Linked DNA regions of Mus musculus: regions 1 and 2 are each linked to region 3. Evidence: chromatin loops called from intact Hi-C (ENCODE). Cell type or tissue: left cerebral cortex. All regions are shown on one strand.

Region 1 (8,000 bases), 110 kb after region 3:
GAGAGGTGGCTACACAGCAGCCACCAAAGCTCCCCTTTCCTTTGCTTCTACATGGGTACTCTCCAGGGAGGGAGCTTTGCACACAAGGAAGAGGGAGGCTTTTAACTTTAGCATCTCTGTTCGTATTCCACAAGCTAGGGGGTAGTTTGCTGAGACAGAAAACCCCACCAGAAGACAAGAGAAGGAGGCATGTCCACTATTTGCATCTAAGTATGAATGACTACCCGGATTAGAATTTGTGCACCCCGACTTCCTAGCTGAGGTAAGCAATAAGACAACAGCAGAGGACATTTGGGGACTCTCTGGAAGAACTGGGCCAATCTGGAACTTGAGAGAGAGACCTTGATAGAACACAGGAGTCTTGGCTTCCAGGAGACAGGAGGGACCAGAAGATGTAAAAGGAAGTAAAGAAAGAGTTGTGCTAGGAGATTGTAAGGGTCACCTTGGTTTATGCATACACAATGTCAATGTGTAGGCAGGTCATTTATGATGGGTGTGACCTGCAGGGACCCACACTACGAAGTGGACATTGTTCAGCTCAGCAAAGGAATTTATTCTGCCCAGACTCACCAGAGGCATATTCCTGTTTCTCATGTCAGTTTCTTTTCTTTTCTTTTCTTTTCTTTTCTTTTCTTTTCTTTTCTTTTCTTTTCTTTTCTTTTCTTTTTCTCTTTGTATATGGTAAATGCTATACACCTCTTCCCACTAAGCCACAGAGATCTTCCTTTGCATAGCTGGAAACTATGTATCATTGATGACCCTTGCCTGGCAATGTGTGCTTTATCAATGTCCCTTTGCCTCTTGGTGTCCTGTTTGTTGTCTGCCACAACCTAGTCCTACCTTCTACATTTTCTTTGAAATATAAGATTTGTTTTTCTTTGATCATTGAATGTCCATTGTATTCAGACACTTTGGTAACTGTAATGTATTCCATTAGTCAGATACTGCCTAGTTTAACTGAAGCTGGGGGTGGGGAGTATTCTGAAATAACGTTTGGACATCCTGGATAAAACTTTACCTTTACAAAGCCACCTCCTGACCTCGTACTATTTTATTGACAATAAAGCACTTATATCAGGTGCCATACTTTTTTTTTTTTACTGTGCCTTTACAAGTCCTTGTAATAACGGAAATGTGTATAATACTACACACTTTAAAGTAACATGCTATATAAAATAAGTTTTGTTTTATGTGCTTCAAACTGCATAGACCATTTCCTCTTTCTTTGGCTAAATACACATAGTTTATAACTAATAAAATTAGACAGGAAAATCATGTTTTATGTTCTGCACAAAGTTTTTAATGCAATATAAGAAAAATAACTAGTGCCAAAAAATAATGCTTTAAAGGTAACAGAAAATTTAGAATGAAATGGGTTCCTAAAGCTCTAAGGTGGCCTCCTTGTGAAGGTTGTCTCATTAGGATGTGATCCACAAAACATTTGATTGACATTGTAGTGTTTTGTAGGGGTTTTACAGTGGATAAGAACAGGGATGAGTACTGTTGTCAACTAGCACTGACAGAATTGTGGCTTAAACTGAAAATCCAGTTCTGAATGAGCAAGCACACCTAGAAAACTCTGTGGACACAGAGTCCAACTTCTCTATAAGGATGCAGAAGTCCTCTGGCCTGCTTCTCAGTAAGCTCTCCGGCACTCATAAGAGCCCCAGGCCATACTGCCATCTTCTTTTGTCCAAGGTGAAGGATCATGAAGAGAAGAGACATCTGACCCTTCCTCTGGGGAGAGGGGCCCCACCTTGGGTGGGAGGTCATTTGACACTGTCATGAAAGACGTGAAGGGGTATGGAGGTGAGGTAGGGTACCCTGGTGTGTGGTGCAGATCTTCCAGTGCATGCAGCGAGTAGGACTGAGCCCCAGCAAGGGATGCCCCCCAGCCCATGTTCCTGTGCTGGGTGCTGCTTCCTGACTCCAGTTGGGAGAGGCAACTGGTGCTGGGTGGCAAACTCTGCAGGGCATCAGCAGGCATGGGGTCTGGCTGGCTGAGACCATCTGGTACCGTCTGTTCCCAGGAGTCTCTCTAAGGAAAACGGCAAAAGCACAGAAATTATTCTTTGGTTGACGCTCTGAGGATGCAGAGCTGCCACTGGATGGAGGCATCCGGAGAAACTTTGCATGCTTTCCGCTGCTTCTGAAGCCTGCCTTGCAGACAGCTTTTCCCGCTAGCATTTGATCCTAAGCCAGGAAAATCTGGGCTAATTTCTACTTGAGGATGTAAGTCGGGGCCCCACATTCTCCTTTACAGAAGCAAGGGAAGGCAGCACTCATTTCTGGTTTGGGTGAGCAGTAGCCCTCCAATGACCTAGGCTCTAGAGTGACCTGGGGTTGGAACTCCCTACCTGCTCAACAGTACTTTTCTTGGGGTGGACTGAGTTCACTCACAGTACCACCTACCACTCTCCTGACACTGAGACAGAGGGCTGTTCATCTGTGACATGGGGCACAGATTTCCTGAGTTGCTGCAAGCCCTAAATGAACAAAAGTCCATAGAAGTCCTTGCCACAGAATAAGGTTAATTCCCAGTCCCACCCTTTTGGTCTAAAATTCCACCTTCAGCCATTCATCCTATTGTGGCAGAGGGCTTTGCAGTTTTCTATTAAAGGACTATTAGAAGCTTTTAGATCTTTCTGAACCTATTTCTTTGGAGGGATCAAGAGAGAACGAGGTGGGAGGGTGTGTTGTGAGGAAGCTAGAGCCCAGGGACTGGGAAGGAAACGGAAGAGGAAGCTGGGTAAATCTCTTTGGGGAGTTGGTCTAGTCCTATCTAGATGTGACTCCAACCTTTGTTCCTTAGGGCTCAGAGGCCTGAAGGAGTCTTGCATTAGCAGCATGGGGGAACATTTAGCAAACAGAATAGTAACAAAATGAATGTGAGTTCTATCTTACAGACCCCGGCTCCAAAACCCTAGTCTTTTGATGTCTCGGTTTTGATGTGATCTTTGAGCTGGATTTCCTCAGAAGCTCCCCAGCAACGCCAGCCTGACCCAGCACCTCAGGTGTGAGCAGAATCCTCAGGTGAGTCATCTGGCTCCAGCTTGGTCACCACGCACGAGTGCTGGGCCACAGGAGCTGGGACCCCCTCCCCCTCCCTCTCTGCACACGAAATAACCACACTCACAAAGACGAAATGAGTTGGGTCACTGGGGAACGGAGGCGGCAAGAGCGGTGGCAGAGTCGAGGTGCTGAACAGGGAACTGGGTGTGGGGGTCAGCGCTGGTGGGCGGTAGTCTCCATAGGGCTCAGCCAGGTAGGATTCCAGCAGGCCTGTGTGACTCTGCCCAGCCGTGGACTCGCAGGCAAAGGGCTTGCTCATGCCGGAGGTGTAGAGGTCATTCGAGAACTGTTTGCTGCTATGGAAGTCGGAATCGGACAGGAAGGATCTCCTGACACCATAGTAACCTGACATCACTGGCGATCCTGTAGCCACATGAAAGAGAAATGGGCAAAAGTTTCCGGTAGGAAAAGCTCAGAGTAGGTGGTTCTGCATTTGGTGCCGTGTGAAAAGATGGTACCCACGTGCCCGACACCATCGTTAACAAAAAAAAAAAAAAAAAAAAAAAAAATCCACATGTCTCGAATGGCATGCGATGTTCCTGTATCACTGTTTCAAGTTCACTTTGGCCTTAGAGATGAATTCATGTCAGATGTACAATAACTTTACCTAGATAACGATTTATCATGCATCTTTTAGGTCCAGATACTTCTAGGAAGGGGCACAGAGAGATAGTTAGAGAATCCCTGGGTATGGTATCCCAGTCAGCATTAACTGTCAACCTGACATAGCCTAGAACCAATTGCAAAGAGAGTCTCAAATGATTGTCTTTATCAAGTCAGTCTGTGGGTATGGATGTAAGAGATTGCTTTGATTATTAAGTGATGTTAGGTGTGCCCACTGTGGGAGGCACTATTCCCTGGGTAGGTAGCCCTGGGCCGTATAAGAAAGCTAGCTAAGTGCAAGCCTGTGAGTGAGTCAACAATTAACATTCATCTATGCTTCCTGCTTCAAGTTCCTGCCCTAATGTCCCTCAATGACGGACAGTAATATGGAAGCTGGGATAATCCCTTTCCTCCTTAGAGTGGGTTTTGGTCATGATATTTGTGGCAGCAACAGAATCAAATTGGAATATTTGGAATCTACACTTTTTGATGGGACTATAAACATCTTTTCACAGCTTCTGAGCTACATCCCGTAATATACAGGACTGCATCCCATAATATACAGGACAACATCCATAATATACAGCCAAGAGGCTGCTTCTGGGATTTTTTACATCCGATAATACATCTCTCTGGGTAAGAGGAGACACACCTCACTTTAAGCCAGGGACAGGTGGATTGCCTTTTCATTTTTCTGCACACCGATCTTCACCACCATGTCTCACACCCAGCCTGCGTCAGGAGATGGCTTGCCCTGGGCTGATTGCTGAGAAGCCAGTTTTTGAGGACATTGCAGGCTTTGATGGTTCTAGTGTAATTTGCTGCCCCCTTGTGGTCAGACTGGATTCCCTCATTCATCTCTCTGACTTGAGTAGTAGGTTTCTAAAGAGAAAGCTTGGCAGAGTTTTGTCAGGAGGAAGAGAGAGAAAAGCTGAAATTGGAGAGAGTTTTATTTAAGAAAAGAGCAATGAAATAGTTGCTGCGTTTGACACTCTCTGACCCTGCAGTCGTCTGCTGCAGGAAATGGGTGGTTTGTTGGGAATCCGTTTGGGGCACAGGATCCAGGGCCGTGTAATTTATCATTTTAATATATCCCATCTTAGACCTTTATAACTTGTATTTGCATATCTTAAATTGCCTTCCCAGACCCTCACAACTCACTTAAGCTTTCATATCCTCAGACCTTTATACGCCTTAGATGTCTTTCTCAAGGGGCTGAGATGTGGAGAAGATGTCCCTCTTCCCTCCCCGCAACAACAGTGAGTCCCATTGAGCTTTGTTGTTACCTCTCACCCCTCCCCCCTGAAGAGAAACCAAGATCCGGGTGGTGGGAGCGAGAACCTGAGCCTCTTCCACCTACTGTAGTATTTTTATTTTGCTCTCTTTACGCTGTGACCTGCTACCACGATCTCCTCAGGGGTTCTAAGAGCTCTGTGGTGGTAGATCAGGTCTCATACACCATCTGGTCTGTAAATCCGGGAGTGGAACGCTGCATTCAACATGGCACGCAAATGTATTCATTTGGGGAGACACTCAAGTTCCCCAACTTTAGCATGCTTTGGCTCGCTACACTTCCATGTTAAATCCACCAATTTCCAATCGGCCTGTAAGGCTGTGAGTGAGTCAGCAAGAAGAATTCGTCTACACTTTCTGCTTCAAGTTTCGTCTCTGACTTCACTCAATGATGGATTCTGTAGTGACAGTTTTAATTATAAACACACTGAGAGAGGAATCTGGGCAAATACAAAAATTCATGCCATGAAGTTCTAGCCCACAGATTGATGAGGGTGGAGAATAGGTAATGATACTTCCAGGGCGGTGCATTTATAGTTCTATTTTCAAAATAAAAAAAAATAATCATGAAGAAAAGCCCTCTGCTTTCCCAAGTGTATCCATTTCTCCTCAAAAAGAGGAGGAGAATTCTAGAAGGTAGGAGAATCTGCAGAAACTCCTTTTAGTAAAAAAGAGCAGATGCAGCCAAATTTGAATGGAAGTAAACTCCGGTGTGTGTGTGGGGGGAGAGGGGGGGCGGGGAATGCAACAGAGACATTTACATCAGTTATCTGCGATGCTTTGGAACTTCTTTTCCCATGCAACTTGGAAAGTGTTAAATCACTTTGGAGTTTGAGATCCGGAAGGGATCATGTGTGGTGGAGCTGGGTGTACAAGGATGCTTATCACTGTTACAAAACTTCCTTTCCCATCCTCACATCCACACAGCACACGGAACTCATTGTGTGGCATGCAGGAGGAATTTAATAAATGTAGCCCCAACCCCTCATGTTCTCTTCTCCTTGGGCATATCATCTAAAACAGTGGTCCTCAACCTTCCCAATGCTGTGGCCCTTTAACACAGTTCCTCATGATGTAGTGACCCCCCCAAAAATTATTATTGTTGCTACTTCATAACTGTATTTTTGCTTACTGGTATGAATTGTAAGTATCTGATATGCAGAATATTCGATATCACGACCCACAGGTTGAGAACTGCTGGCGGTATTCGGTCATGATGTCAAAGCTTTAGATGTTTCCACACTGTGTCAGGAGCCCATTACTTTTGTCTAGAAGCTTCTCCCAGGCAGGGAATCGAAAGGCCCATCTTTCAAGACCTAATCAATTAAGTTCAGGGTGATTCAATGAGATCTATCTTCACTGATCAGTTTTTTTCCCCTCAAAGAAGCAAAAATGAGAACATAGGTGTTAAGGAAATGTTGGAAGCTCTTGGCTGGAGACCGAACGTGGTGGTAGAGAGTTGTTACACAGCATGTGTTCGACCCTGGTGTCTGTGGTTCCCTGCACTGGGAAACAAAGCGCACACGCTCACTTGCTACTTGAAAGGGAGTAGATTGCTTGTTGAGTTAAAGATCTTACCTGGCATCTGGATGAACGGAGGCTGGGAGGAGCTGACACTGCCCTGGAAGGCAAACAGAAGGCAGGTGTTTTCGTCTTTAGTTACAAGCTTGAATTTAATTTTAAAATCAGGAATATATTTTTCAAACTATCCTTCTTCCCTCCCTCTTTTCTTCTGTCTCTCCCTTCCTTTTGTTTTTGGGTGTGAATGTGTATGCATTTTTGTGTGTATATATATATATATATATATATATGGTTTACATATGTATGTATTTGTATATGTGTGAATGTGTTTACATATGTGTTTGTGCATATATGTGTATTTGTGTGTATGTATATATGTGTTTGTGTATATATGTGCATTTGTATATGTGTGTATGTGTGTATATATGTGTTTGTGCATATGTGTGTATGTGAGCATGCGTTGTGGAAGGGTGTGCATGTGGAGGTCAGAGGAGAGCTTGCAGGAGTCAGGTACGTTCTACCTTCCAAGTGTTGGACTTCATCAGGCTAGGAGGTGAGTATCTTTAGTTCCCAAGCCCCAACACTGAAGTCTTATCAATTCCTAGTGACTGTGACTATAACCGTATTTAGAAATAGGATCTTTCAAGGTGTAATTACTTAAAATAAGATGTGGTCATAATGAATTAGGATGTGCCCCCAATCCCAGATGACTGATGTCCCTGTAAGAAGAGAAGAGGAAGTGGAGAGATGTCTTAGTGGTTAAGAGCCCTTCCTGAACAGGTTAAATTCCCAGGTCTCTCAGGGTGGTTCCCAACCATCTGTAACTCCAGTCCCTAGGGATCTGATGCCCTCTCTGGCCTCTGTGGATACTGCATGCAGGCAAAAATCCATATAAGTAAAATATAAAACTTTTTTTTTTTTTAAAAAATTAAGAACACACTCAATGACACAGACATGGTGGGGGGCATATAGAGACAAGAAAAACACAAATGATCTAACCTCATGACTGGGGGTCAAGGAACCCTGGTGACTAGCAGAAGAAAGGAGGAAGGCAAAGGGATTCTCTTCGTTTAGCTCTGAGGGACCAGGGCCTGCTCACATCTCTAGAACCAGTATTTCTACTGTTTAAGGCATCTGCTTTGTGCTTGCCTGTGTCAATAGCCGCCGTGGGAGACTAATGATACAGAAAAGTAAGGGATGTATGACTGGGAAAGACGACTGAGGTGGGTGGTGGGGATGCACAGGAACACACCCATGTGGAGGTGATGTTGTACAGACATCAGAATGAAGGGTATCTAGATGTGTGGACTCTTAGAAGATTACAAATGGGGGCAGGCAAGTCAACTGTGCAAGCACCAGGGTGTGACTCTGGGTTTCCAGAAGCCATTTGAAAACCTGGGTAGGCAGCATGCGTCTGTAACCCTTGCCTTACGTTACAGACAAGTGTATCCCTGAAGCTAGCAGGCCAGCCATTCTAGCTGAATTCATGTGCTTCAGGGTTAGTGGGAGAG
Region 2 (8,000 bases), 56 kb after region 3:
ATTAGCCTCATGGCCATAGTCTGCCAGCAGTGTCAACAAATGACTACCTTCACGTGTCAGGTAGGCTGGGAGGCCCTCTCATCCTTGACGAGTAGAGGAAAGGAGTTATAGTTTTATATGCTGGGTGGCTTTGTCTCCAAAAGAATGGGAATCCCTGAAATGCTTGTGAGGAGAGGCCTAGGAAGCAGTGATGACCAGTGCCACTCTGGAGCTCTGGGCAGTACAGCTGGAACCTCCCTAGTTGTCTCAGAACCCTTGCCTGAGATCCCCATGTCCCCTCTGTTTACCGTCAAGGTCCAGTGTCACTCTAGTTCTCTGCTTCAAAGCACTTTCCTGGCAAAGCCTCCCCTGTCATACCCACCTGGATACCCAACAAGGTGACTTGGGGGGTGGGTCTTGATGCCAGTGAGTAGGAAGGAGTTAATTGAACAGCTTCCCTAGGCAACTCATTTCCATAGTGGGGGACCTGGGGTGGAGGATGTGGTGGTTCACAGCCTTCTCACTATTGAAGATTCTGTTCATTATTTATCCCCTTCTATCATCTGCACCTTCCACTCAGACAGGTTCTGGGTATCAAACAAACTGTATTTATTAAGAAATGATTTGTTTTGTCCTTTTGTAAATTAACTCACCAAAGCTACTGGCTCAGCACTTCTGAGCAGCAGAGATAAGACCTGCAATTCTATCCCTTGGCAAGGAACCAGCCATTGCCGTTGACCTGTATAGGTAGAAGAGTCAAAAGTCAAACGTGGATTTTAAAAATAATGATAGTAAGGTTCTACCAGGTCCTGTCTGCTTTCAGGAATCCAGGCTGGGGAGCAGGGGCTCACCCCGAAAGAGAAGAAACCATTTATGCTGTTACACTAGCCTGCATGTTGGGAGCCCCCAGCTCCATTGTTCAAATAGAGAAACTTCAGGAAGCCTTGCTTCTCAAACTGTAATCCCCATATCAGCTAGGTTAGCATCCTCAGAGATCTGACTGGACTTGCAGAATCCCAGGCCCTACTCCAAACCTCTAGGATCGGGATTCATATTGTGACAAACTCTCCTGGAGGCTGATGAAAATTCTAATGACTAATCGCTAAATGACTCTAGCGGCTTATTCTTAAGATGCAGTGGCAGCTGAGGAGATGACAGGGGAGGATGGGGATGGAAAGTGGGGTTTGGAAATGTCTTTCTTCTGCCCATGCAGAGAACTTCCTTATCCATTAGCTTGCTGTGGAAAGATAAGAACATAGGCCCTGCCTCGCTGGCTTGAGGTTTGTTCGAGTAGCTGATAGTTGAATGTGATGTATGGTTTGTAGAGTACTTGAGAGAAGAGCCCCCTGCCACAGGGAGCAGCTCAGAGAAAAGGGGAGAGCAGGGTCAGGTACCAGACAATAGCTGGATGAGGCCACAGTTGCAGATAAAACAGTGCTCCCATGCTACAGGAATGCTAGGCTTCCTGGATTGGTCAGTACTAGAAAGGCAAGAGCTGAGTGAGTTATATTAACCCATGGGGACCTAAGGACGTCAAAGCTGCTTGGGAATTGTTTTAATTAGTGTCTCGTTGCCGTGAATAGACACCATGAGCATGGCAACTCTTATAAAAGAAAACATTTAATTGGGGCTGGTTTCAGAGGTTTTGTTCATTATCGTCATGGTATGAAGTATGTCAGTATGCAGGTAGATATGATACTGAAGGAGCCAAGAGTTTCTACATTTTGATTCATAGGTAGCAGAAGGAGACTGTGAACCATACTGGCTATAACTTGAGCATAGGAGACCTCAAAGCCCACCCCCACAGTGACACAGTTTCTCCAACAAGGTCATACTTACTCCAGCAAGGCCACGCCTCCTACTAGTGCATACCCTGTGTGCCAAGCATTCAAACATATGAGTCTATGGGTGTCATACCTATTTAAATCTCCATATTCCACTCTTTAGCCCCCATAGGTTTTTAGCTATAATACAAAATGCACTTAGTATAACTAAAATTCCCCATAATCTATCATAGCCTCAACAATTTCTAAAAGTTCAGTTTGAAATGTCTTCTGAGATTCATGCAATCTCTTAACTATAATCCCTTTTATAACTAAAAGATGACTAAAAAAACCCAGATCACATACTTCCAACATATAATGACACAGAATATATACTAATATTGCAAAAGGGAGCATAGTAAAGAAATACTGGACCAAACAAAGTAAGACCAAAAAATAACTGGGAAAACTCCAAACTCTGCATCTCCGTGTCTGACATCAAAGCACTCTTCAGATCTCCAATTCCTTTCAGCTTTGTTGAGTGCAACACACGTCTTTATCTTGGGATGGTTGCATTTCCTGTTAGCAGTTTTCCTCAGCAGGTTTCCCACAGCTCTTGTGTCTCTAATATCTTGGGGTCTCCAAGGCAGAACAGGCTTCACCTTAATAGCTTCACACATGGTCTTTCTAGGCTTCCATGCAGGGACACCCCTGCCACACACCTGGCCTTAGCAACTTTTCTTAGTCTCAGATGGAGATTCCATAACCTCTTTTATCTATTCTTAACTCTAAAGCCAGAACTACAGATGCCAAGTTCTGCTACTTGCTGGGGTTGGAACCTGAGACCCTTGTTCAATTACATCTTTGTCAGTTTTCTGTTTCCAGTAATGATTTCCTTTACTGCCTAAACTTGGCTGTCATGGAACTTGTGCTGTAGAACTCAGAGATGTGCACATCTCTGTCTCGTGAGTTCCAGGATTAAAGGCATGAGCCATCATCACACCTGGACCTAAACTGTTCTTTAATTTCTTTTCACAAGATGGACGCTTAGCTATGTGGGATCCTGCCCTGAGGTCAGCACTCCCTCAGTTCCATTTAACATCTTGAATCTGTTTATTTCTATCAACAGAGGATTTAGCTCCATTCCACTTCCTGGTGCCCCCTTTCTCCTTGACCCATACATTTTGTATTTTTTCTCGCTTAGCTTGCTCCTTTCCATCAAAGCACTCTTCATAAGAGTGAACCACACAGAGTCTATACTATACTGTTTTGAGATTTCCTTTTCCAGTGCAATTAATCTAACAAGCTTCACTTTAGCCTCAGGCAGACTCTTCAGACAAGGACAATGAGCAGCCACGTTCCTCGCCAAAATATCACAAGAAGAATTCTAGGCAAAATATTAAAATTCTTCTCCTCAGCTCCACTGTTCTTCATGTTCTTACTAGTATGGCCCATTAAGTCCCCATTAAAGCATTTAACTGCTTTTCTAATCTAAAGTCCAAGAATCCACAATCTTCCAAACAAAAACATGGCCAGGTCTAGCAGAGCAATACCTCAGTCCGTGGTAACAACTTCTGTCTTAGTTAGGATTTCACTGCTGTGAAGAGATACCACGAGCATGGCAAACTCTTATAAAGGAAAACATTTAATTGTGGATGGCATACAGGTTCAGAGGCTCAGTCCATTATCATCTTGGTGGGAAGCATGGTGGCATGTAGGCAGATGTCTAGAGAAGGAGCTGAAAAGTTCTACAGAAGGGGACTGTGTATCCCACTGGGTATAGTTTGAGCATAAGGAGACCTCAAAGTCTACCCCCATAGTTGCACACTTCCTCCAATAAAACCATATATACTACAACAAGGACACATTTCCCAATACTGCCATACCCTATGGGCCTAACATTCAAACACATGAGTCTGCGGGACCATACCTATTCAAACCACCACAGGGGTCTGTGTCACCTTTCTGTCTGGGCTTGATAGTAGTCATCTTCAAGAAACAGCTACAAGGCTATGAGACAGGCTCATTATATATCAAGAATATATTTTGCATAATTTAAGGGTTTTTTCTTTCATTTTTTTTGTTTTTTTGCAATTAGAATATATTTTATATTCAGTGAAACCTATAAGGCCTTTAGTTTTTCAGGGGTATGACATCATTATTTTCTGTACCCTCTTTCATGAAAAAGTGAAGCTTCCAAGTTGGGAAGTAGCAGAAGCATACCGTTAGAAGAGGGGGGGAACACAGCTGAAACGTGTCAAGCTTTCTCTTCTAGGAGACTGAGCAGGAGGAGGTGGAGCCCCATTAAGTGTAACACCAGTAAGGGAAGGTGGGGTATAATAGATCATGATGGGGGCAAGGAGGCAGGTGGGCACCCCAGTTCTGCTAACCATTGCTCCTATGTTTTTCATCACAGCCAAGAAGCACTGCTACACCCGCGGTGGGGCCCCAGCTGGAGGGTCCCGAGCACCAGGCGCCCCTCACTTATTTCCCGTGGCCTCAGCCCCTTTCCACACTGCCCACCTCCAGCCTGCAGTATCAACCTCCTGCCCCAACCCTGTCTGGGCCCCAGTTTGTCCAGCTCCCCATCTCTATCCCAGAGCCAGTCCTTCAGGACATGGATGACCCCAGAAGGGCCATCAGCTCCCTGACCATTGACAAGCTGCTTCTGGAGGAAGAGGAAAGCAACACGTACGAGCTCAACCACACCCTCTCCGTGGAGGGCTTTTAGGGCTGGCTTGCATCTAACAGATGTTTCACCCATAGCTGAGATTTTAAAAGTGTTCAATAGAGCCCAGACTTCTGTTTGAAGTAGCTATTTCACAGGCTTCCTTTCTTCCTAAAGCTAAATTGTATCCCTTCTTTTCTCCCTTCTTCCTTCCCTCGCTTCCTTCCTTCCCCCACTGCCATCTTGCTTATTTCTTATTTCTCCTTCCAGTTTTCTTCCTCTGGAGCGGCAAATGATAGTGATATTATGAACAACGCTTTATACGGAATGTCACCAAGTCTGCAGCTCAGGGTTTTCCTTTGGTGGCACATCATTGGGGAAGCAACCTTCTTTCAGGTGCCCCCTGTTTCCTGGTAGCAGTAGCTTTATAGATCTACTCTATGATACGTTCTGCGCCCCAGTTTTGTTTTGTGTGCTGTTCTCAGCCTTGGCCAGATATACTATCTAAGTGGATGTTTCTGGTCTGGTTACAGGGGGATGGGACAGGACCATCAGGGTGGGTAGGGACAGTGAGTGAGTGATGGGAGACGGGGCTGAGGAGCAGCAGGACACACATGTGTGTCTGTGGTTAGAGAGGGAGTGAGGAGGGGCAGGGGAAGGAGTGATCTAACAGCTCTGAAAAAAAATACCACTTTAATGTGGTTTAGCTGTTCTTGTCAGCGATTAGGAGGAAAGCTGGATATGGTATGGAGGATAAATGACGAGTCTGCTTATTTCTGCCTCTCTGCAGGCCCGCTAACATGATGCCAGCACTTAAAATACTTCTGTCAGCATATTGCCATAGCAACAGGAAAAGAAACAGGTGAAGCCGATCATTGAGGAGGCTTGCACTTAGTCCTTCCACGTGGGCTTTTAATTCCTGTTGTGACTCACCCAGGGCCATCCTGACGCGTTGCTATGGATTCTTGCGCCCACTCACCGGCTGTCTCTGGGGTCCTGAAGTCCTGGTCAGCAGGCCCACTGGCCTTCATTTTCAGTTTTATCAGTTTTATTGCAGTTTTTGCTGGAGAAGCATAACACTTGCTGTTGAGTGTTTTGCTGTCTCCTAGTGCTTTGCTCCTGAAGTGGATGTGTCTTTGGGAACTGGCCCATTGTTTACTAATGATACCATCATTACACATACACAAGTTTTAGTCTGTAGAATCCATGTAGAACCAATAGATCTTCTAGAAATGACAGTTTCTTTGATATCCCACCCTCTTTCTTTCTGCTTCCAATGAAAACTTAGAGCTACCTGTTTTTTTTTTCTTCTTCTTCTTCTTTCTTTCTCTGCTTTGTGTTTATTTTGATTCAGACATCTCATTATCTACCTGAAGTCCTGGTATACTTAGCTTGAATTTGTTATTCCTCTTTAATATTTAGATTAAATGCTAGATCTGAATGGTAGGTTTACACTTCTGTTGGTGGTTACCATGAACAAGAAAGGGAGAGGGAAGCCTCAGCCTATTTAATTAAGACCTTGTTGCACTTAAAAACACTATTTAAGATTTCCCAGCTACTTGGGAGTTTGAGGCAATCACAGAGGAGTTAACACTGGGAAAACAAACAAAACAGCAAAGAAAGTAGTGTGAGCGGTTGCTGGGATTGAATTGGCATCTTTTTCGCTTCTTATCTTGAGACCTCACGTCTTGGCTGCAGGCATCCAAACAGATTTCCTCCAGAGCCTCATTTGCAACATTTTCAATAAAGATTGGTTAGATGACTTTCCTGTGCCGAAGTGTTTTATTTCTCGTCTATTAATTCCTCTCACCTCTCAGTAGAGCGTCTTTAGAGGAAGAAGCTTTCAGTAGGGCTGAGCTTGCAAACTGATCTGTTGCTCTAGGAGGGGAAAGCTGTCCCCACTGTGTCTGTTGGGCAATTTTCACAGTGGAATATGTATTGGTTGGCGGGTTTACTCTCCAGGGCAGTGGGGGCTTAGAGGGTGGGAGGAAATCTTGCTGGCCTACTGCTCTTCCTGTTATCTATGCTACATGAGCGACTTCTCTCGATGCTTGGTGTCTGGGCTTCTACCACAGGCCTTGGTGAAGCTGTCAGTCAGGACCCTGGACATGTGACACAAAGAGAGACCTGAGAAGGCAGTCATGTCCCCCACCCAGACTCCATCCTTGCAGCAAGTAATTCTTTCTGAGGGGTGACCACCCAGACTCCATCCTTGCAGCAAGTAATTCTTTCTGAGGGGTGATTTTGGAAAAAAAAAAGTGCAATTATATTTATTCATTTAATTATTTTCTGAGTTTACTGCCTTCATTGTCCATCTTTATGGAGTCATTTTTGTAAATCATCCACGTTATTCTGCTGTATAATTATTTCCACATACCAGAATCACTTGGACAATCAGCATCATTATTTCTACACATTTACGCACAATTTAAGAGGGGGAAAGGCATAGAACAGAAGGGATTTGATGGGAAGAGAGAAGTACTGGTATTTTACAGGATTCTCATCTGAAGCTATGCACCTTAGTGTAAAAGGAACCAGGAGCAGACAAGGGTGTGGTCAGACAAAGTGGACCATGGAGAAGAATCAAAGTCACAGCAGAGCCATCCCAATTCTTCTGAATATCGGGCTGCACTGGCCTTTAAGTGGGATTTTGAAGTTAAGTTCTCTCTCTCTCTCTCTCTCTCTCTCTCTCTCTCCCTCCCTCCCTCCCTCCCTCCCTCCCTTCCTCCCTTCATGTGTAGGTATGCTCAGGTGCCTGTGAAGGCCAAAGGTCAATGCCAACTGTCTTCCTCAGTGTCTTCCTTAATTTCTTGCCACTTTATTATTATGTGACAGTTTCTCAGGGAAGCTGGACTTCACAGGTTCAGCCAGAGTTGCTGGCCAGAAAGTCTCAGCCATCCTCTTACCTCTGCCTCTTCAGTGCTAGGATTATAGCTGCATGAGGCTTAGCTTGGCTTTTCTGAGGGGGCTGGGGTTCTCAGCCTTGCACAGGAAGTGCTGGCTGACAGAGTCATCTCCTCAACCTCTGTTACCAAACATGAGATTTTTGACACCAGAAAACCTGGCTAACTTTAAAAAATAAAACAAAACAAAACAAAAGGAAACAAAACAAAACATTGTTTACTTAATCTGAGGATCTCAGCGAATCCCTGTTGAGCTGGGGTTAATTTGGGAGGTTCTCCGTCAGCTGTTCCTAAACACTGATGTGGATGCTTGTAAATAGATTGCTCTGGCATCTTTCTCAGTGAAACACAGACACATGATACTGCCCACATGTTCCAAATGTTTTCTCTGCATGTTTGGAGAGAAGCATTCATTAGCCCGTGTCCTTTAGCCTGTTTGTCAGTTCTTCAACTCTGGGTACTGTGGGAAGAAGTTTTATTCTTTCATTCAACCCCTTAAAATTTATCATAATTTAGCCATTTATCATTATATGTGTTGATGGTATACGCAGTGTTGTTATGAAATAGGGTTCAACTTCATTTGATTTTGGTACTTTGAATGGATGCTATAACTGTAAATGCTGCCACAGGATGGTATTTATATCCAAATAAAAACAGTGGATCATTGGCTATGCTAGGTAATTAAGA
Region 3 (8,000 bases):
TAGCTCATACATCTTTCCCAAGGTGGAGTTTTGCAGAAGGACCTATGTGCACCCTCAGTCCACCTCAGCTTGTTCATGTATATATGTTCAGACATATAGAGGTTTTTTTTTGGGGGTTATCTAGATGTCAGGGTACTTTGAGAATAATGTATGTTATATTTCATATAGTTACTTCTGTGACATGTCCCTGGACATTGTCAGTTTGTGTTTAGTTGTGAGTAGTGTTTTGTAACACCTTTGGGGGAAGGTAAGCCAGCTCTCTAGAAGGCTGTCAGCCTGGCTGTTTAACTGAGTTGCTCGGCATATTTGATTCTTTGAGCTTGACATATTTTGAACCCCCAAACTCACCCCATCAGTATGGTCTAGCACTGAATTAAGGACCTATCCTAGTTTATAATTTAAACTTTTCTCCACCCCCCACTTTAGCCAAGGTCTTACTTTATAGCCCAGATTTGGTCTCTTGCCTCAGACTCCTCGGTGTTTGGATCCCAGGTCTGCATCGCCATGCTTGGCTTTTGTTTTGAGTTTTCAGTTGTCTGGGGATCCCCAGCACTTACATAAAGGACTTTGGCTCCTCTAATCTCCAGGATGAAGCTATGCATATGAGAGAGTTGTAGATTGTGGGTGAGCTTGGGGTACTCCTGAAAACTAATTTTTCTAGACAGCCAGTGGAGAGAGTCCCATCCCCACACTCTCCCTGGGTACCCCCACCACATGAGCTGTCAGTAGGGGGAGCCCCATTACTTATGGAGGCTCTCCTAGCAGAATCTGGGTGCAGAGTGTGTTTAGAGTCAGAGAAACTCCCTGAGGGGTAGCTAGTGGGCTTTACCTTCCTCAAGAACAACCCCGATGTATACTGCAAAGGATAAATCAGGAGTCAGCAGCATAGGGACTTGGCTAGAAAAGAAGTGGAAGTCCACTGTTGTGGTTATGTTTTCTTAAGTGTCCCCCAAAAGGCCATGTGCTGAAGGCATGGTCCCCAAATGTGGCAATATTTTGAAGTGGGCCTTTGAGAGGCGACTGGATCATGAGGGCTCTGACTTCATGAATGGAAGAATCCATTGATGGATTCAAAGCTTAATGATTATTCAGGAGAGGGACATTTGTTATAGAGGCAAGCACTCTCTTTGCTTCTCAGCCACCATGAGAGGGGAGGCTTTGCAAGCAATGCACTTTTTGTGCTTTGTGACTCAGATGGGAGCCTATAGGGATGTCCTGCTTCTCTGAAAGCACAAGGCTAAATGTTACCTCTGCAAAGCACTTAGATATCTCTGCTTGCTAGAAGCAAAGTATGCTCTAAAATTGCCCAGTTTGGTGTTTGCAAATCCTGATGGGCTCAGACAAAAGGCTGGGTTTACTCTCTGCTTCTAGGTAAAATGAGGTAGGTAGGTGAGTATTCAGGCCAACATAGCCTATTACATCATTATTTCCTCTCCCTTACACTCTTCCATAGCTCACATTGCTCTCAGATGAAAATAAGAATCTTTGTGTCAGTCAGTTTTTCATTGCTGTGACAAAAATACCCAAGGAAAACCAACACAAAGAAGGTTCACCTTGATTCGTGTTGTCAGAGGGTTCAGGCCGTAGTAACTTGGCCCCATGTTTCTTGATCTGTGGTGCATTGTAGTGGAAGGGTGTGGCAAGGAAAGGCACTCACTTATGGAAACTGGGAAGCAGAGAAAGAGGAGCCATAGATGGGCTACATCCTTTTAGGGCACACCCCCGGTGACTCACACTCTTCAACTAGATCCCTCCTAATCTTTTCCCCCACCAAATAATGCCACCAAGTTATAGCTCCATCAAGAACTTAATTTACCAATGAGGTTAGAGCCTTTGTGATCCAAAAACCCATAAACTAGAACCCTTTAACACTAGAGCCTTCAAGGAACAGTCCTTACTCAAACAGCAACAACCCTCTAGAAAGTTTATAATGCTCTCCCTGAGAGATATGCTCTTCTGGTTCATCTGACACATATCTCCTTAGATCCCTTGATTTTGCCACACCCTTTCAATCTTAAAGCCTTCATGCACGCCTGTTTTCTGGAGCTCATCTTTTAATTCAGGTACTTGCCATTCACCTTCCAGACTCCAGCCTAGGTGTCTTTCTTCTTTGAAAGAATGTGAACTTCATTGGGAAAGAGCATGTAGACTTATTGTTTATCCTTTCCTATACCCAATATAATATCTTGTATAAATTGAGTGCTGGACAAGATGTTTTGGCTGAATGACTGACTGACTGAATGAATGAATAGGTTCACCAGAAGGCCAGTGCTAAATACTCTCCTGGTCTTGTGAAGAGAGATTCCTCAAGTTGTGTAGATGATGTTCTTCTTATCAACCAAAGGGGAGGACAGTAGACAGCATATGTAGTTCTGTGTGTATCTCCTGGGACTTTTGAGTCTCATCTCTTCTGAGAGATGATCATGGTCTCACCTGTCCTGTCTGTTCCAGAGTCTCTACTGACACAGAGACAATTCCCCACTATGCTTACTGCCTGCTTTCTATCGATACAGTATTTGTCTAAAGGGGGAATAAAGTGGTTTTCTCCAGGCCAATCCCAGATTATCACCTGGCTCAGGAAGATGTGTTGGTGCTGATATTCTGGCTTGCAGCTGGAGATCTAGCATCTTAGTTTGGTGTATGTGGCATTGATGCAATTTCAGGATGAGATTCTAGAAGGTGGCATCTAGCCTGCCTGAGATGGTTTGGGGGTAAGCTTCAACATCAGGCAGGGAAATTGGCAGCTGGTTTCTGTGAGCACTCCAGGGCTTTTCACCTTGAGGTCTACTCAGGTGCCACCGAGAAGACTAGGAACTTTCTTTTCCTCAGACAACTGGGCTGTATCTTAGGTGCTGGGCTCTGAGCATCACAAGCCATTTTAGTTGTTCATTGTGGGCCTGCCTCATCCTCAATCACTCCCCCAACAGCTTGCCTTTAGGCTTTCTCGCACTGAGTCAGCAGCGTCCCCCTCCGTTGCCTTGGCATTGTGAAATCAAGCTAAGCCAAGTCCGATTACAATGCATCAGTTCATCAGGGAGCCCACATCCTGTAATCCTTTCCAAAATGATGCTCAGCCAGCTGGCAAGCAGTGGTAAAGAGCATCCGAGGCTGCTGAGGATTCAAGACTCTGTAAAAGCCAACAGAAGGAGCCACAGGAAGGGGAGGTCATGCCACTGACTGGATCTCTTCATGCCCCATGTTGGTTCTGTCTTGCTCACCCTATTTCTGGCTGGCACTCTGAAATCCACCAGCACTGCTTGTCGGTAGCCTGACACTTCTCCACAGAGCCAGTACACTAGGCATTTGGAACTTTCCTCTGTGTTCTGCTGATGAGTTTTGAGAAACAAGCCAGTAGTTTTCTTTGGAGATAGTCTCCATCCATATAATTTTTTCTATCATAGTCCCAATGGAGAGACATTTGTTGACTACTTTTGCCCTTGACTTAAATACAGAAGTATTCGGGTGACCCCATTATTCAGCAAAGGGGAATGAACAAGGCAGTGTATACATCAAGTGGTGTTGGCAAAATAGAATTAAGTTTGGTCACTGGTGTGAATGGAGTTTTCTTTCAGTATCTTGGCTCTGGGATTGATTGTTTCTGTCTTTAAGGAAAGCTCCCTAGCACTTCTCAAGTGCCATTGTTGACTTCTTTCCTTCCTCATTTTCTCTCCCTCCACATTCTCTTCCTTTACCTCCCCCTTCTTCTACAGTCTTGGTGTGTGGCCCGTATTCATTTCAAGCTTACCACAATATCCTACACACTAGGATTGTAGGTATATTCTGCCATACCTGGCTACCAGAGTTGCTTTTCTTATGGGAAATTGTGTCATTTTCTCCCCAAATTGTACATTGAAGTTCCGGTTCCCAGAACTGCCAGATTATGACTATACTGGGAGACAGGGTCTTGAAAGAAGTAATGAAAATAAGACAAACTCATGAATGGTCCATAAGCCAATATGAAAATGTCCTTGTAAGAAGAGACTACATCACGCACATGAACAGAGAGAAGGCTATGTGAAGGTGAAGATGTGAGGGGAGCTGCCTGCAAGTCAGGAAGAGACTCTTCAGAAGATGCCAATCCTGCTGACACCCTGTCACATGGCAGGAGAGTAGATGGATGACGGTGCACATCTGTCTATTCTCCGTAACTGATAGGAAGTAATTTCTTTCCTGAAGCCACCCAGTTGTGATATTTTGTTTCGGCAGTTCTAGAACACAAACAAACAAACAAACAAACAAACAACCCTAATTCAGATATAATTGAAGGTTTGCAGAGGGCCAAGAGAGCATTGGGCTAGATTTTTCTATTTTGATCAGTTTCTCCTTGAGATCTCAAGATTGGCAGTATCTCTCTGGCTTCTCCATCCTTTTCTGTCTAGGCAGCCATCAACCTTATCTCGTTTGGGTTACTTGAAATGATCAATAAATGTAGTGTATCTAGTCTGGTCTTAGTTCCTTCTGTGAAAACCACGTAAAAGAACCCACAGAATATCAGTATCACCAGCATGGCAGCGTGTCTTCTGGAAGCGTGTGTTTTATAGGCAGTGTGGTAGGTACCATGATAAGGGTCTGCAGAGATAGGGGAACACAAAACAGGAGGGCATAATCCCGCTTGAGGAGACCGGAGAGGTGGTAGATGGGCCTGATGTCTGTCAATATTTTGAGGGCAGGAACTGGGTCTTGCTCACCTCCCCTCACCTTTGTGTACTCTCACACTATTCTTCGAACAGAGAAAGGAGTGACTATCTAGTGTGCCAAGTGAGTGAAGGACTCTCTTGAAGTTCCTTCCAGGCTTCTGAGTCCATGAGTCTGTGATGTAAGAAGCCTACAGCAGTCAGCCGAAGGTAATGGAGGAAGGTGGCATGCAGACCCCAGATGTGGAGCAATGCAGTATGCAAAGTCATTTCTGAGCAATCAAACTGGAAACAAGGGAGGCAGTGTACAGTGAGCCTCCTTCCTTAGCTCAGATTTCTGGGAGGATCCTGAGGCCCAACAACAGGAACCTGGTCATGACTGCTGGCTATACCTACGCCTCTTTAAAACCCCTAGCTCTTAATATAGTCACACCGATGGTCAAAGGTGACATCTTGTTCTCCGCAAAACGAAGGTTGGTCAAGCTCCTCACAGCTGTTTCCCGCCCAGAGGAAAGCCCCTAAGTTCCCAGGCAGTGTAAATGGTGTGTTTATAAAACACACCTTGTGCCCTGAGTATGTAAAAAACACTTCGTGTGCACAAACTTGCAGCTGGTTCAGCAGGGAGGGATCCTAGACGCTCAGGAGCAGGGAGCGGGGTAAGTATGGATAAGAGAAAGATTCAGTGCCAATCAGGACCAGCTGGCTGCTCTGCCCTGGAGACTACCCAAACAGATAGAAAACTGAACTTCAAAAACTGTCAGACATTGTGAGCTTTTGGAGAACAAATTGGGTCCAGACACCATGTAAAGCCAAGTGGCTTGTCCCAAGCAGAGACCCCAGGGAATGATTGCTGGCCATCAGTCTGGGTACCCAGCATCTGAAGACTTAGAGGCAGCTTACTGCTCCCCATTTGAGGGATTTCAGGATTAGATAACCATCCTTTCTGGCTGGCCTTTTGCAATGTGGAGCAGAAAAGTAAAAAGTCCTTTTTTTGGTAAGAAAACAGCAGATGGGGGAAGGAGGTCCCTCCCGGCACGGGCTGTGTGGTGCCTTCAGATGGGCTGTTTTGCTTCACGCTGAGCTGAGCTCACCTGGGCAATGACCTTATGACAAGAATATCAGGCAGAGTCCAGACCAGCAAAGAGGGCAGGAAGAGGAAGAGGAAGAGAAGCAGGTGCGGCCATGTGAAGTCGTGACTGGCAGAAGCCCCATCAGAACTTAACCTCGCTTTGAATCCTTCGGTCAGATCTGATTAAACTTTAACAAGGAAACCTCTCAGTCTACCACAAATAAACAAACAAAACCAAAAGAGTAGGTTTCAACCAAAGATGGAAGACAGGATTACTGAAGTCATCAGATGCTCTTCAAGATGTAAGAGCCTTCCTCAGCTATTCTGGTTGCCTTAGGGTTAGTTAACAGGGCAAATGGTGTCAGTGTCCATAGTAGCTTATTGGGACTCTGGGAAGTGTTGGGGGTTCTAACAATGACTTTTATGGTAGTAAAAATAAGAAGAATGACTACTGCTGATTGAGCATTGGATCTGTTCAAGTCCCTTGCTAGGTACACATTGTCTCCCTTAGTCCTATAAAAGATCATTTCTGTCCCCTTTCTACACATGAGAGAATGGGGTGTAGAGAAATCCATTTTTTTTTTTTTGCAAAGTCACAGAGAATGGAACTAGAATACAGTTTGAGGAGAGCTAGGGCCAGAGCCTGTGCTCACATGGTCCCACTTCGCTGCACTGAGGAGACACCTGGGCCCTTTTTTCAGGGTGGGGTGGGGGTGGGGGTCAGTCTATGCTAGGAAGAGTCATGGATGCTAGAACAAAAGCCTGCTCTGGGCTTGTGTGAAGCATCCCATCTTATTCTACTCTGTCGTGCAACTGATTCTCAGACATGTTCTTCAGGGTGTCACTTCAGGTTCCTTGGAGGTCTGGGTGAGTGGATTTTGGGGGACACTAAATGAGAGTCATACGTACTTAAGATTGAACGTCATGGATATGACTGAGGAGAGGAGAAAAGAGGAGAGGGGAGGGCGGACAGGAAATGGGTGGCTGGGAGAGAGTCAGAGACAGACAGAGAGTCATGGGCAGACAGACAGAGACTGAGACTGTGACTTAAGTTTATTGCATGAAGGGCCAGGAAAGGAAGTGACAATGAAGGCCTTATCCTCCTGTTTTCCAAACTCAGGCTGTCTTATTCCTATAGATGTCCACACCTCCAGCCCCAGAGCTGTCCCTCCCCCTGCTTCTGGCCCCATGCTCTGGTGGATGTAGTGTGCAGCCTGCTTCTCTGGCTTAGGTAATGGAGGTTGCTGGACTCACCACCAGTAGAGGCTGTCCTCAGGTCACACAGGGACACAGCCTCACCAGACTCCTGCTCTCACAGATGCATACTGCAAACCCCACCTCTGCTTTTCTCTCTGTTCAGCCCGAGTCCTGGGCCAGGCGGCCTTAATGCTTCTAAGTAAAGAAATAACCCCCCTGTCCATTACCCTCCTTCCTTGGGAGTCCTGCACACAGAACTGCTTTAATCTCCCTCCAGTGATGTCTCAGGATGAAGGAGCATCAGGGTGAACTGTACCAATGGCCTGTTTACAGCCAAGGGCTTTGAAGAGGGTTGGAGGAGATGGGGAACTTTAGAGAAAAGAGGTGTGACTGAAGGTTTCTTTCTTCCTGGGTTAAAAGGACTAGCTAGTTAGTCTTACAGAACTAGCTAGTTAGTCTTACAGAACTGGTTGATTCTTCCTAAAATCTTAGGTGTTTTGTAACCTTAAGCACTCATTCTCCCAACCTCATCAGCTGGGAAGGCGGCAGCATCTCTAGCAACCTCAGGTTTCACATCTCCCCTTGGGAGGTGTAGGCTTGGGAGGGCATGCGGGTAGGTTTTGCTTGGGGATCTTAGGAGAAGAAAGGGAAGCCCAGAGACCTTGATCTTGTCCTATGCTTTGGGAAGCTGCATATCCCACTGTTGTGTTCCAGTGAGCCTGGGCTCATTAGAAACACAGGGTGAGGAGGGGGCCTGTGAAATGGGAACTTGGCCTAGCATCACCTTAAAGGGCCGGTGGGAGAGAACCACAAGCCTGTCCAGATCTTATCTTCTCAGGAAGGCGCAGGGAAAGGCACAGCAAAGCAGCAGCCTAGACAAGAACACCAGCTGCTGCCTTCACATCACACACCCACGTGTGGTAAAATTGCCGTTTCCCATGAAGATGAAAGAGAAAAGTGTAGCAGGGATTCCCTGAAGCTCAGTGGGGCAGGCAGGGGCCATGAGGACAACCCATGGCAATAGATCCTGCCTGGTCACCCTGGAAGAACACCAAGGGTCCCATCAGCTCTTTTAGGAGAAGCCAATCCAGCAACATTCT

What was found. A loop is a pair of places that touch in the nucleus more often than their neighbours do. Peaks named below come from ENCODE experiments on the same cell type or tissue, not always from the same donor. Only the 100,000 strongest peaks of a DNase experiment are listed, where the experiment ranks them.
Region 1: a loop joins it to region 3, with 3 times the contacts of the local background. A loop is called at or near these places in 5 of 42 quality-filtered maps.
Region 2: a loop joins it to region 3, with 2.6 times the contacts of the local background. A loop is called at or near these places in 3 of 42 quality-filtered maps.

The regions. Positions count from the first base shown.
Region 1 is chr9:51,288,411-51,296,410 of GRCm38, forward strand. It overlaps 1810046K07Rik (RIKEN cDNA 1810046K07 gene), which reads right to left. Exons shown (of 5, transcript NM_001372554.1): 3 at 6,547-6,589; 4 at 3,137-3,435; 5 at 1,276-2,038. The coding sequence ends at 1,637. Gm32819 (a long non-coding RNA gene) reads left to right here. Exons shown (of 9, transcript XR_003948163.1): 5 at 135-262; 6 at 2,031-3,033; 7 at 4,191-4,311; 8 at 4,857-4,934. Among named protein-coding and RNA genes, the nearest start is that of Colca2, 14 kb to the left of the region's middle. In left cerebral cortex, CTCF peaks have their summits at 4,499 (motif pointing left) and 7,355; DNase peaks (open chromatin) are centred at 4,493 and 5,227.
Region 2 is chr9:51,233,908-51,241,907 of GRCm38, forward strand. It overlaps Pou2af1 (POU domain, class 2, associating factor 1), which reads left to right. Exons shown (of 5, transcript NM_011136.2): 5 at 4,159-6,172. The coding sequence ends at 4,473. Among named protein-coding and RNA genes, the nearest start is that of Pou2af1, 24 kb to the left of the region's middle. In left cerebral cortex, no CTCF peak of the experiment used is centred here; DNase peaks (open chromatin) are centred at 4,476, 5,271, 6,065 and 7,608; H3K27ac peaks cover 2,161 bases.
Region 3 is chr9:51,177,787-51,185,786 of GRCm38, forward strand. No RefSeq gene overlaps it. Among named protein-coding and RNA genes, the nearest start is that of Gm32742, 13 kb to the left of the region's middle. In left cerebral cortex, a CTCF peak has its summit at 710 (motif pointing right); DNase peaks (open chromatin) are centred at 3,005, 5,521, 7,055 and 7,806.